Regions from separate parts of the Mus musculus genome. Here region 1 is linked to region 2. The links are chromatin loops, found by intact Hi-C in ENCODE. Cell type or tissue: heart. All regions are shown on one strand. Each heading gives the region's core, and the rest is flanking DNA. Links, peaks and the distances in the headings are about the cores only. Region 1 has its middle 31 kb from the start of Asb13. Region 2 holds the start of Akr1c12 (aldo-keto reductase family 1, member C12).

Region 1 (5,390 bases), core at 124-5,123, 620 kb after region 2:
CTGGAAGCCAGAAGAGGGTGGTGTCAGAAACTCTGGGACTGGAGTTTCACAAGGTTGTTAGCCCCTGTGTGGGTGCTGGAAATTGACCCCAAGTATTCTTCAAGAGCAGCCAGGGCTCTTAAACACTGAGACATCACTCCAGCCCATGTAAAAGGCACTTTACATGAAAGGTTGCTCATCTGCCAGGGAAGGGTTGAAGGTGCCCGAACAGAGCCACCTAGAGTTTCTGTTGTATCGTTGGCCTGTTGTGCTGTTACAAGGAATGTGTGGAATCTGTGTCCAGACAGATCTCTATTCTGGTCTGTTCTGGTCTGAATATTTTCCCTACCAAAACTCAGCCACCCTCCCACCCTTATTTCCAACCACTTCAACTTGACCCCTAGAGCAAAACTTCTGGAAACTTCAGATCTCTGACTGATGTCATCTCCGACTACCATCCCCCAAAACAGACTCCAATGGAAGGCCTTTCTCGGCTCACAGGCTTGGAACAGACTATATTTTCTCAGACAGGTTGATGGCACACCAACAGAAAAGGGCTAGCAATAGACAAAGGTAGTGATTTCCCTAAAGTCGCACAGGCAAGGGAAAGGCCAAACAGGTATCAGAACCCAGAGGTTCTGTGAACCAGAAGCTCAGCCCTGGCCTATTTCCTGCAGGACTAAAATCTGAATTGGAGGCTGGAAAGATGGCTCAGCAGTTAAGAGAACATCCCTCTCTTCCAGAGGACCTGAGTTGCAGTCCCTGCACACATATCAGGCAACTTAGAACCACCTATAATTCTAGCTCATGAGAAACCAATGCTTCTGGCCACTGCTTGTGTCTCTAATCACATGTGTATGCCTACACACAGACACACTCATATTAGTTATGCATACACACAACTAAAAGTAATAAAAAATAAACCTTTTCTAATCTGGCTATAATTACACACTGAATTCCAGCACTGGAAAGGCAGAGACAGAGGATCCCTGGGGTTCAGTGAACCAATAGCCTATCCCAGTTGGAGATCCAGGATGGGGAAGAGACACTGTATTAAAAGCTAAGAGCTGGAGAGGCAGCCCAGATGTTAAGAGCTCCAGGATGAGGGAGAGGCACTGTATCAAAAGCTAACATGGAAGAGCTGGAGAGATGGCTCAAATGTTAAGAGTACTTACTGTGCTCGCCTAGAACCCACACGGCAGCTCACAACCTTCTGTAAGTTCAGTTCCAGGAGATCTGATGCCCCTTCTGACCTCCTCAGGCTTTGGCACATATGGATGTGCACACACATATACATAAAACTAAAATTAAATTAAATGAAAAACATAGGCAATGATTGAGGATCAATACTCTAGGCTCATTCACATGCACACAGACAGACACACGCACAAGCACACCGTACGTGCACACATACACATACACACATGCACACACACAGAGAAACAGACTGATAGATTGACACACACACATGCACACACATACACGTGCACAGACAGACTGACTGACTGATAAACACCCATGCACACACACACATGCACACTGAATTAGCCAAAGTGTGAAAAAATCCCATTACACGGAATGAACGAGCCCCCTGAGCACTGAAGCACAGCCTGGTGACTATAGTTAAGAACCATGTGTTGTAACCTTGAAGTTGGCTGAGTCTTCCTAAGGGGTTCCCAACCACACCAGACACAATATCTACTTTAGCTGTAGTGATCATTGCACAGCAGGTACATACCACAATATCACATTGTACCCCTAAACCTTACAGGATGTTGTCAATTGTAGTTCTACAAAGCTGGGGGAATGTCTCGAAATTTAAATTTCATTTTAAAAAAACAAAAGACAAAAACAGAACCCCGAGAACAGAAAGTGTCCCTTATCTGAACCCTTAGTATTTCAAGTAAATAGTCTAATGGCCGTGGAGGTAATACTCTCCTAAAGTCAATTAGCTCAGTTATGACATGAGATCTCTGTCCACCTCCAACTACTAGGACGCAACTGTATCCGTTGTCCCAGAGCCATAGAGGTTGCATGGACTATTAACTGGACAGCAGTGAGGGACATCTGAAGAACACCAGCAGGCCCAAGCAACTTCGAGAACCCCAGCTACCAGTTCCCATGAGTTGACAGACAGGAGGGTACTTTGACCAGACTGGTGCTTTGGTGCCTCCATGTGGCCAAATGTTTGAACAGCAAACTGGCTACAAATTAAGGTCTGGGCCGCCTGTCCTTCAGAGCATGGCCAAAATCATTAAGAAACTCTTGTGCAGGCTGGTGAGATGGCTCAGTGCTTAAGAACACTGACTACTCTTTCAGAGGTGCTGAGGTCAAACCCACCCACCCCCAACCGCATGGTAGCTTACGACACCTATAAAGAGATCTGATGCCCTCTTCTGGCATGTAGGTGTAGATGCAGAAGTAGATGTAGACGAAGACAGAGAACTCCTACATTTAAATGTATATTTAATATATAATTAACATATGAATATTATAATTAATATAATTTATAACATATAAGATAACTTTATAAATTTAATATATAGGTATGCATTATATATTATACATTATATATAATATATTGTATAAATTATATCTAAGTATATATGTATATATATAAGGGAAGGCAGACAGACAGAAAGAAAACAGAAAATGTGTGCATATTGACAACTCAGGATCACAAATTTGTGCTTAACTGTTGGCTGACAATATTTTAGAGTGATTCCTTGACTCAGCCAAACTGCTCCCCCATCTGTCCCTTTCCTAGATTCATGACTTTTGGGTTTGCTTAGTGACCCGTTGTGTTTAACCATCTTGTGACCATTAGCTTGGGACTGTCCACTGGAGCATGGGATCTTTTCTGGGTACATAACTACGTAGTGAACCTGGCCACCTGGGTCTCTTGTTTCTTCTCCAGACCCTCACTGCCATCTGCCAGTGCCAAGGACTTCCATGGCTGTTCACGGCTCAGTGTCCACCCAAGAAACAATAAGAAATAAAGGAAAAAGAGAAAACCAACCCGAGGGTTTGTAACTGCTATTCTCAGTGACTGCAGGTGATTGTGCTGGGTCTGCAAAGGGATGTGGTCATCATCAGCCAGACACGAGGGAGGAGGGCCCAGGGAGCGGTATGCCTTGGCACTGAACTTTCCCTAAGGCAGCCATGGAAGTCCTTGGCACTGGCAGATGGCAGTGAGAGTCTGGAGAAGAAACAAGAGACCCAGGTGGCCAGGTCCTGTTCTAAACGTTACTCTGTTTCTAACCTTGCTGACTCTGGACTGAGACAGGGAACTATAGGGTCTATGACCCTGTTCTGCAGGCAGGCTGGGCTCACAAAGTCCATGGCCCTCTGCCAGACATCCTCATTGCCCTGGGTTTCAACCAACTCAGAACAGTTACTTATTCATCCCTCAACCCCACAATGTGGCTAAAATTTAGATTCCAGATTTCAAATACTGCTGAAACCTTTACCAATCGACCCCAGAAATGGTGTGGTTGGGAACCCTCTCTGTGTAGGAACCTTTGGACACCTTGGCATCTCCACAGCACCCCACCAACCATCCAATATCAAAGCTGGGTCTATCTGGAGAATGGCAGAAAAAGGCTGCTGAGATGCTGGGGCCTGTGTTATATGGGGAGCATGTGTAGGATTCAGAAAGAAGTCTCGTAAGGATAAGTAAGCTGCCTCCCACATGGCAGGTATAGGCAGGGACCACAAGAACCACTTCCTGCTACCCTCCTCCTCTCAGCAAACACCTTTGGGGAGCCAGGCCATGGGCTGGGGAAAGGATTTGGGGACGGTGGTACACAGAACCTGGCTCCCAACCACAAAGCACTTCATGTGTGAATACCTCAAAAGGCTCATTAGAAAATTATTAGAGAGGGCTGCTGAGATGGCTCAGTGGGTAAGAGCACTGACTTATTTTCCAAAGGTACTGAGTTCAAATCCCAGCAACCACATGTGGCTCACAGCCACCCATAATGAGATCTGATGTCCTCTTCTGGTGTGTTTGAAGACAGCTATGGTGAACTTATAATAATAAATAAATCTTTGGGTCGGAGAAAGTGGGGTTGGCCAGAGCAAGCAGAGGTCCTAAATTCAATTCCCAACAATCACATGAAGGCTCACAACCATCTGTACAACTACAGTGTGTACTCATATACATAAAATAAATAAATATTAAAAAAAAAGAAAATTATTAGAGAGAGCTGGAGAGATGACTCAGTGGTTAAGAGCACCGACTGCTCTTCTGAAGGTCCTGAGTTCAAATCCCAGCAACCACATGGTGACTCACAACCATCCATAATGAGATCTGATGCCATCTTCTGATGCATGTGAAGACAGCTACAGTATACTTAGATATAATAATAAATAAATCTTTTTTTTTAAAAGAAAGAAAGAAAATTATTAGAGTCAAGTATGAGTGTGACTGTCATGAATCCAAAAGCCAGGTGCTTTGGATATATTTACAAGCCATGCCCATGGAGACCCAGAAGGGAACTGATTCTTCAGGGATCGTCTAAGGAGATGCGCCAGAATTGTCAATCAGCTGAGCCCAGAAAAAGAAAGGATTTCCTTGTAGCTAAGAAGCGTCTATGCCCACTAAAGTCTTTTCAGAGTGAACTATAGACCAGGCAGTGTATGCCTGGGCACCTATTGTTCTTTTTTTGTTTTTGTTTTTGTTTTTGTTCTTTGGGGGGAGGGTTTGTTTGTTTGTTTGTTTGTTTGAGACAGGGTTTCTCTGTGTAGCCCTGGCTGTCCTGGAACTCACTCTGTATGTAGACCAGGCTGGCCTCGAAGTCAGAAATCCGCCTGCCCCTGCCTCTCAAGTGCTGGGATTAAAGGCATGTGCCACCACTGCCCTGCCCTATTGTTCTTATAAAAATACACACACACACACACACACATGGATGCATGTATATAACTTTTGTGTTGCTGCAACCATGTAGCTAACAAGAAACAGCATGAGAGAATTTATTTTGGCTCACAGTGTGAGTGGATTCAATCCGTCGTAGCAGAGAAGGCATGGCACAGCAACTTAAGGTCAAGACGCGAGTAGAGATGAAGGATGAAGGCTGATGCTTACTTTCTATGTTTAATCAGTCCACAGGCTGATGACGCCCACATTCAGCGAGGGTGTTTCTCCTAGGTCACTCCAAATCCATACAAGTTGACAATCAAGATTTCCCCTTACACTGTGTTCACATGGATATTGAAGAAGTGTTCAGATTGTATCAGAAATTACAATTCAGCCCCTAAAACCAGAGACCTACTTAAACCAGCCCCTAAAACCATAGACCTACACTTAAACCTACTCCTTGCAGAACTCCTGGGGAGGGTGTGCATGAGTCCATTTTCATCCATATCAAAGTGTCACAGACTGAACATTGACATTCTGAACACAGACTGAG
Region 2 (5,390 bases), core at 113-5,112:
AAGAAGCTCTGTTACTTCTTCAGCCTGTGTGCTCTTCTGTGAGGACCTGCCTCATAGATCATGTTTTTCATTCTTTAAGCCCTATCCACCTTTCTTTGATCAGCTCTCACTGGCCTGGAGCCTCTAAACGAGGCCAGGCTGATTGGCCAACCAGCTCCAGGTGTCATTCTATCTCTGCCTTTAGAGTACTAATTTTGGGGGTAGGGGATAGGTGCACAGTCATTATTCACAACAGAATTGCACTGTGCAACCTATTCTAACTCCAAGGTGAAGAATACAAATGAAGGTATACAAGCATATACCTTCTTATTATTCAGTAAGGAACTACTGTGGTCAGGTCATACGGCAACACAAAGGCTGTACTGTGACCTGGATGTTTTCCTCCGAATGCCAGTTCTTCTCACTCTTCCCAAAGCCTCTCCATGTTAACCTGCAAAAGATGCAGTACTAAGCAAGTATTTGAAACATCTGCATTAAAAAAATAATAATGTTCATGTCACATGAACATTATAGGACTCCATTCCAGCCATAGACTTGTTCCTTTTGATCATTGAGAAGATACAGGGAAGAGTCAGAATCATTAAGGTTCTTACCTAAGTAAAGGAATCATCCAAACCAATAAGGGTTGGGATCAGCTGGGGGTTACCAAGCAGTGTAAGTGGAAAAGCCAGACCCTGCAAGAGCTTCAACTCAGATCCTAACTGTAATACTCTCCTTTCTCACCCTGGTAGCACTTGGAGGAGAGAAGCATGGCTGTGAATCAGACATGACACGTGCTCCCATAGGAGAGAGATTGCCACTGAAGTCTTGTCTCTCCTGGACAGACCTGCTCCTGTTTTCAGTATTTGATTCTTTATTCATTAAAACTCTCCACGTTCACCACATTGGAATTGGTAGCACAGAATCATGTGGTGTGGCATTTGGGGCTTTTGGTAATGGCATTTAAGATTGGGTCCTATAGGAGATATGAAATATCCATATCAACTCCCACAGTAAACTATAGTCTATCATCTATCTATCTATCTATCTATCTATCTATCTATCTATCTATCTATCTATCTATCCCATGACAATCAAAAGGTGTATCATGATACCATAAGAAAGGATTTTTATGTGTGCAGAAAGTGGAATAGCTTAAATTTCCATCAGCGGGGGAGGGTCTAATTGACATGTGGCGTACTTGTAAACAAATGCAACATTATTAAGCAATCATTGGAATGAACTGTAGATGCTTTCAGTCACATTAGTGGATCTCACAGATAAACTGCACGATGGAAGCTAGGCACAAATGAAATATAATTGATACTTTTTGATAGTTCTTTAAAATGCTACTACTTATCTATTTATTTTTGTTCATTACTTTATTTATTCACTTTACACACTGATTGCAAATTACACCCTTCTCCCAGTCTACCCTCATTTAGTGCATACCCCTACCTCCTCCCCTTCTCCCATGAGAAAGCAGCAGCTCCGTCATGTACATTAATCCACACTGACACATGAAGTCACTGCAGGCCTAAATGCATCCTCTCCCACTGAGGCTAGACAAGGTGGCTCAATTAGGAGAACAGGGTCCACAGGTAGGCAACAGTCAGGGACGGTCCCTGCTACAGTTGTTGGGGCACCTGCATGAAGACCAAGCTGCACATCTGCTATATATGTGTAGGCACAGTCTAGATTCCAGCCAGACTTGCTCTCTGATTGGTGGTTCAGTCTCTGGAAGCCACTAAGGTTTTAGGTCAGTTGACCCTGTTGATCTTCTTATACAGGCCCTATCCTCTCTGAGTCTCTCAATACTCCCCACAACTTTTCCACAAAACACCCTGAGCACCAAGCTGGATGAAGCGTCTTAGAGGACAGCTCTACTAGGCTTCTATCTGCAAGCATAGCAGAGTATCATGAATAGTGTCAGGGATTGGTGCTTGCCCATGGGATGAGTCTCAACCTAGGCCAGACATAGGTTGGATATTTCCTCAGTCTCTGCTCTATCTCTGTTCCTGCACTTATTTTAGGCAAGACAAATTTGAGGTCGACTTTTTTTTAGGGGGGGTTAGGATGATGTATTTTTATGTGAATAGGTATTTTGCCTGCCCGTGTCTGTTAACCACATGCATGTACTACTTATGGAAGCCAGAAGAGGGCATCAGGTCCCTGTATAATAGAATTTTGTGAGCCAGGAAGAAGTTTCTGGTATGGAAGCTTAGACCACGAAGATAGATAATGCTCTTAAGAGCCAAGGAATCTCTTCTGTCCGCTCATATACTTCCTAGTAAACAACTTCTTCAGACTCCAAGTTGATAGATATTAATTCTAGAATATTGGAAAGCATACAGAAAAGTTATTAATCATCATTAATTGTTTCTTTGAAAAAGAATGAAGTTTTACAAATTTCAGCCTGACCTGTTATTTAATGCACATGAAATGACAACTTGACATTAAAAATTATTATGTATTCCTGTCCCATATGTTCTGCTTTAGTGGAAATCTATGCATTCTAGGCTTAATGGAATAAAAAAACTATTTCACCAATACTTTAAATTTATTCTCCCACTCTAAATCTCATTCAATTTAGTTCTTTAATGAGTGTTGAACAAAGACATAAGCTATAAATATTAATCTGCATTTTAGCATCTTATTTATGGTTATCTAAAATCAGGGACTGAAGAAATGGTCCAGTGGTTAAGAGTGGTTGCTATGAATTCATGGGACCAGGGTTTGTATCCCAGCACTCATATAGAAAGCTGGATCTCACATGAATTGCTGGTTACTATATCCCCAAGTGATTAGACACATTTTTCTGATACACTCAGCATACATACAGAAATATGTAACATTTGAAGCAAATATATTAAACTTGTCTATGAAATGAATGTGTCAGAAATGTTTAAGTCATGGTGCAGGAAAAAAAATCCAGTAACTGCCATTTGTTTTTCAACCACTAAGCACTATTCTGTGCTGTCCCCTTTACTGTGTATTTCAGGGTCACAATTCTATCAGTGACAATAAAAAAATTCAGGAAAAAATTGCAGGGAGAAATTTCAAAACGTTTAAACTTTTCAACTTTAATTGTTGATTACTTTTTAAATAAAATTCTGAGAAGACTAAATTCAGTTCATGAGGTTTTTCTTTTTCAGTAAATAATTTACATATTCACTTTACATCTTGACTGCTGACTCTGCCCCTGGACCACACTACAGTACCCTCAGTCCTTTGCAAAGTCCCTTTCCCCTCCCTTTCGCTTCTGAGAGGGTGGATGTATCCTGGATATCCCCCGACCCAGGCACATCAAGTTTTTGCAAGGCTAGGTGCATCCTTTCCTACTGAAGTGAGAGAAGGTAACCCAGTTGGGGGGACAGATTCCACAAAAAACCTTTAGGGATAGATTTGCTCTAGTTATTGGGGGGACCCACATGAAGATGGAGCTGAACAACTACTACATATGTGGGGGGAGGGGGATAGGTCTAGCCAGACTCTTTGGTTGGTAGTTCAATCTCTGAGAGCCCCCCAAGGGTCCAGATTAGTTGGCCTTGTTGATCTTAATATAGGATTTCTACCCCCTTCAGGATGCTCAATTCTCCCCCACACAAATAATCACAAGAGTGCCTGAGCTCCATCCAATGTTTGTCTGTGGGCCTCTGCATCTGTCTCACTCAGATGCTAGATTAAGCCTCTCAGAGGTCAATTATGCTAGCTTCCTATCTGCAAGCATAACAGAGTATCGTTAATAGTGTCAGGGATTGGTGCTTGCCCATGTGATAGGTCTCAAGTTGCACCGGGTATTCCTTGGCCATTCCCTTAGTCCCTCTTTCATCTTTGTCCTGATATTTCTTGTAGATAGGGCAATTTTTGGGTTGAAATATTGTGAGGGGAGTGTGTCCCTATCATTTTAAGAACTCAATTGTGGCTTCTTTGCTAATTATGTTGTATGGTATGCAGTAGATCATTATTTTCAGTGATGCATGATCAAGTAGAGGCTTCATACTGGCCAAATGAAAATAAATGTCTTCAGTATCAAAATTATCCAATTAATCTCTTCTCTAATAATATATAATATATGAGATAAACAAGAGAAAAAACACAGAAAACAAATGCTTTATCATTATATAGTACTTTATTTGAAATTCATCCATCATATGAAAATGAGTGGCTTGCGTTCTTATTTGTGGAATACTGCTTTAAATTTCTGACTCCTCCCTTGAGTTGGTGTCCATTAGAGAGACGATAGTAGTATTTAAACAGTAGGCACACAACAGTACTGTTAACCATTAGCTAGACAGTAGCACTGATTAATCATTAGCTGGATAGCAGATAGTTAAACATTAGCCAGTGAGTAGGCATGGCTAACTTTCAGAAAGGGAATGTCCCTTGCTAACCATTTGACAGGAAGTTGATATACAATGTTTACCCACTTCCGCTTCAGGGCAACAGAAGACTCAGGAAGTGCTTAGCCAGGGGAGTGAGAGACAATGAGCTCCAAACAGCACTATGTCAAACTAAACGATGGCCACTTAATTCCTGCCCTGGGCTTTGGCACCTATAAACCCAAGGAGGTAAGAATACAGAATTCTCAGTATCTCCAGGCTAGAGCTAATCTATGTACAAGAGAGCAGATAGTTAGATTTGCCCTGCATCGGTGTCTGATTGTGTCCCCACTTGTTGACTTTTCTTATTAAATAGAGGTTACAGTAACAGCTGTAATTGGTGGCTATGGGTAAGAGACTGAGCTGGTTCCATGGGAGGGTGCATGAGGATTCAGGCAAAAGAACGGGGTCTATAAACATGCTTGCTTTTTTTCTGGGAAAAAGATCCGTGTTCCTGGTCAGTCCATAGGGAGGCATGCTTATAGGGAACATAGGAAAGGCTAAACTCTAAAGACATTTTTCCCTGGTGGCAGTTGATAGTGTAGCATATATTGAAGCTCTTGGGTACATGCCTCAGTGGCACTGGGATACTTGCTATTACTCAGTCAGTGACTACAGAGACAGGGAAAATGTTTGCTTATCTTCCCTGTTATTCTTGCTGTCAGCTAGGGAATCTGGGCTTGGCAGGATGTGGCTGTGTCCTTTTTGTTGTTTTTTTGGTTTTGGTTTTGTTTTTTTTTCTTGGATTTACTTTTCTGGCCTAGGCCTGCTTGTGAGTTTACTGTTCCCATCCAAAGCCCATCAGCTCTAAGAGAGAACTTGGCTGTGAGCTCCAGGCTTAAAGTGACAGACCCATCACCTAACAATTCTGGGCACTATGCTTTTCCTGTATCCATGCTTCACAGATTGATACAGGAGAATAAAGTCACCAGATTGCCCAACAGCTGTCTTGGTTGCAGTGTGGGAGGGGACTTATGTTTATGTCCACAATCTACAGCACCAATTTTCATTCCAAAAAGGAAAGGTGCC

What was found. Peaks named below come from ENCODE experiments on the same cell type or tissue, not always from the same donor. Only the 100,000 strongest peaks of a DNase experiment are listed, where the experiment ranks them.
Region 1: it touches region 2 in a loop (4-fold over the local background); 5 of 42 quality-filtered maps call a loop at or near these places.

Annotation. Positions count from the first base shown.
Region 1 is chr13:3,662,347-3,667,736 of GRCm38, reverse strand. No RefSeq gene overlaps it. Among named protein-coding and RNA genes, the nearest start is that of Asb13, 31 kb to the right of the region's middle. In heart, for the core only: a CTCF peak has its summit at 2,189 (motif pointing left); a DNase peak (open chromatin) is centred at 2,146; H3K4me3 peaks cover 270 bases.
Region 2 is chr13:4,278,433-4,283,822 of GRCm38, reverse strand. It overlaps Akr1c12 (aldo-keto reductase family 1, member C12), which reads left to right and starts at 4,424. Exons shown (of 9, transcript NM_013777.2): 1 at 4,424-4,550. The coding sequence starts at 4,467. In heart, for the core only: a CTCF peak has its summit at 2,135 (motif pointing right); no DNase peak of the experiment used is centred there.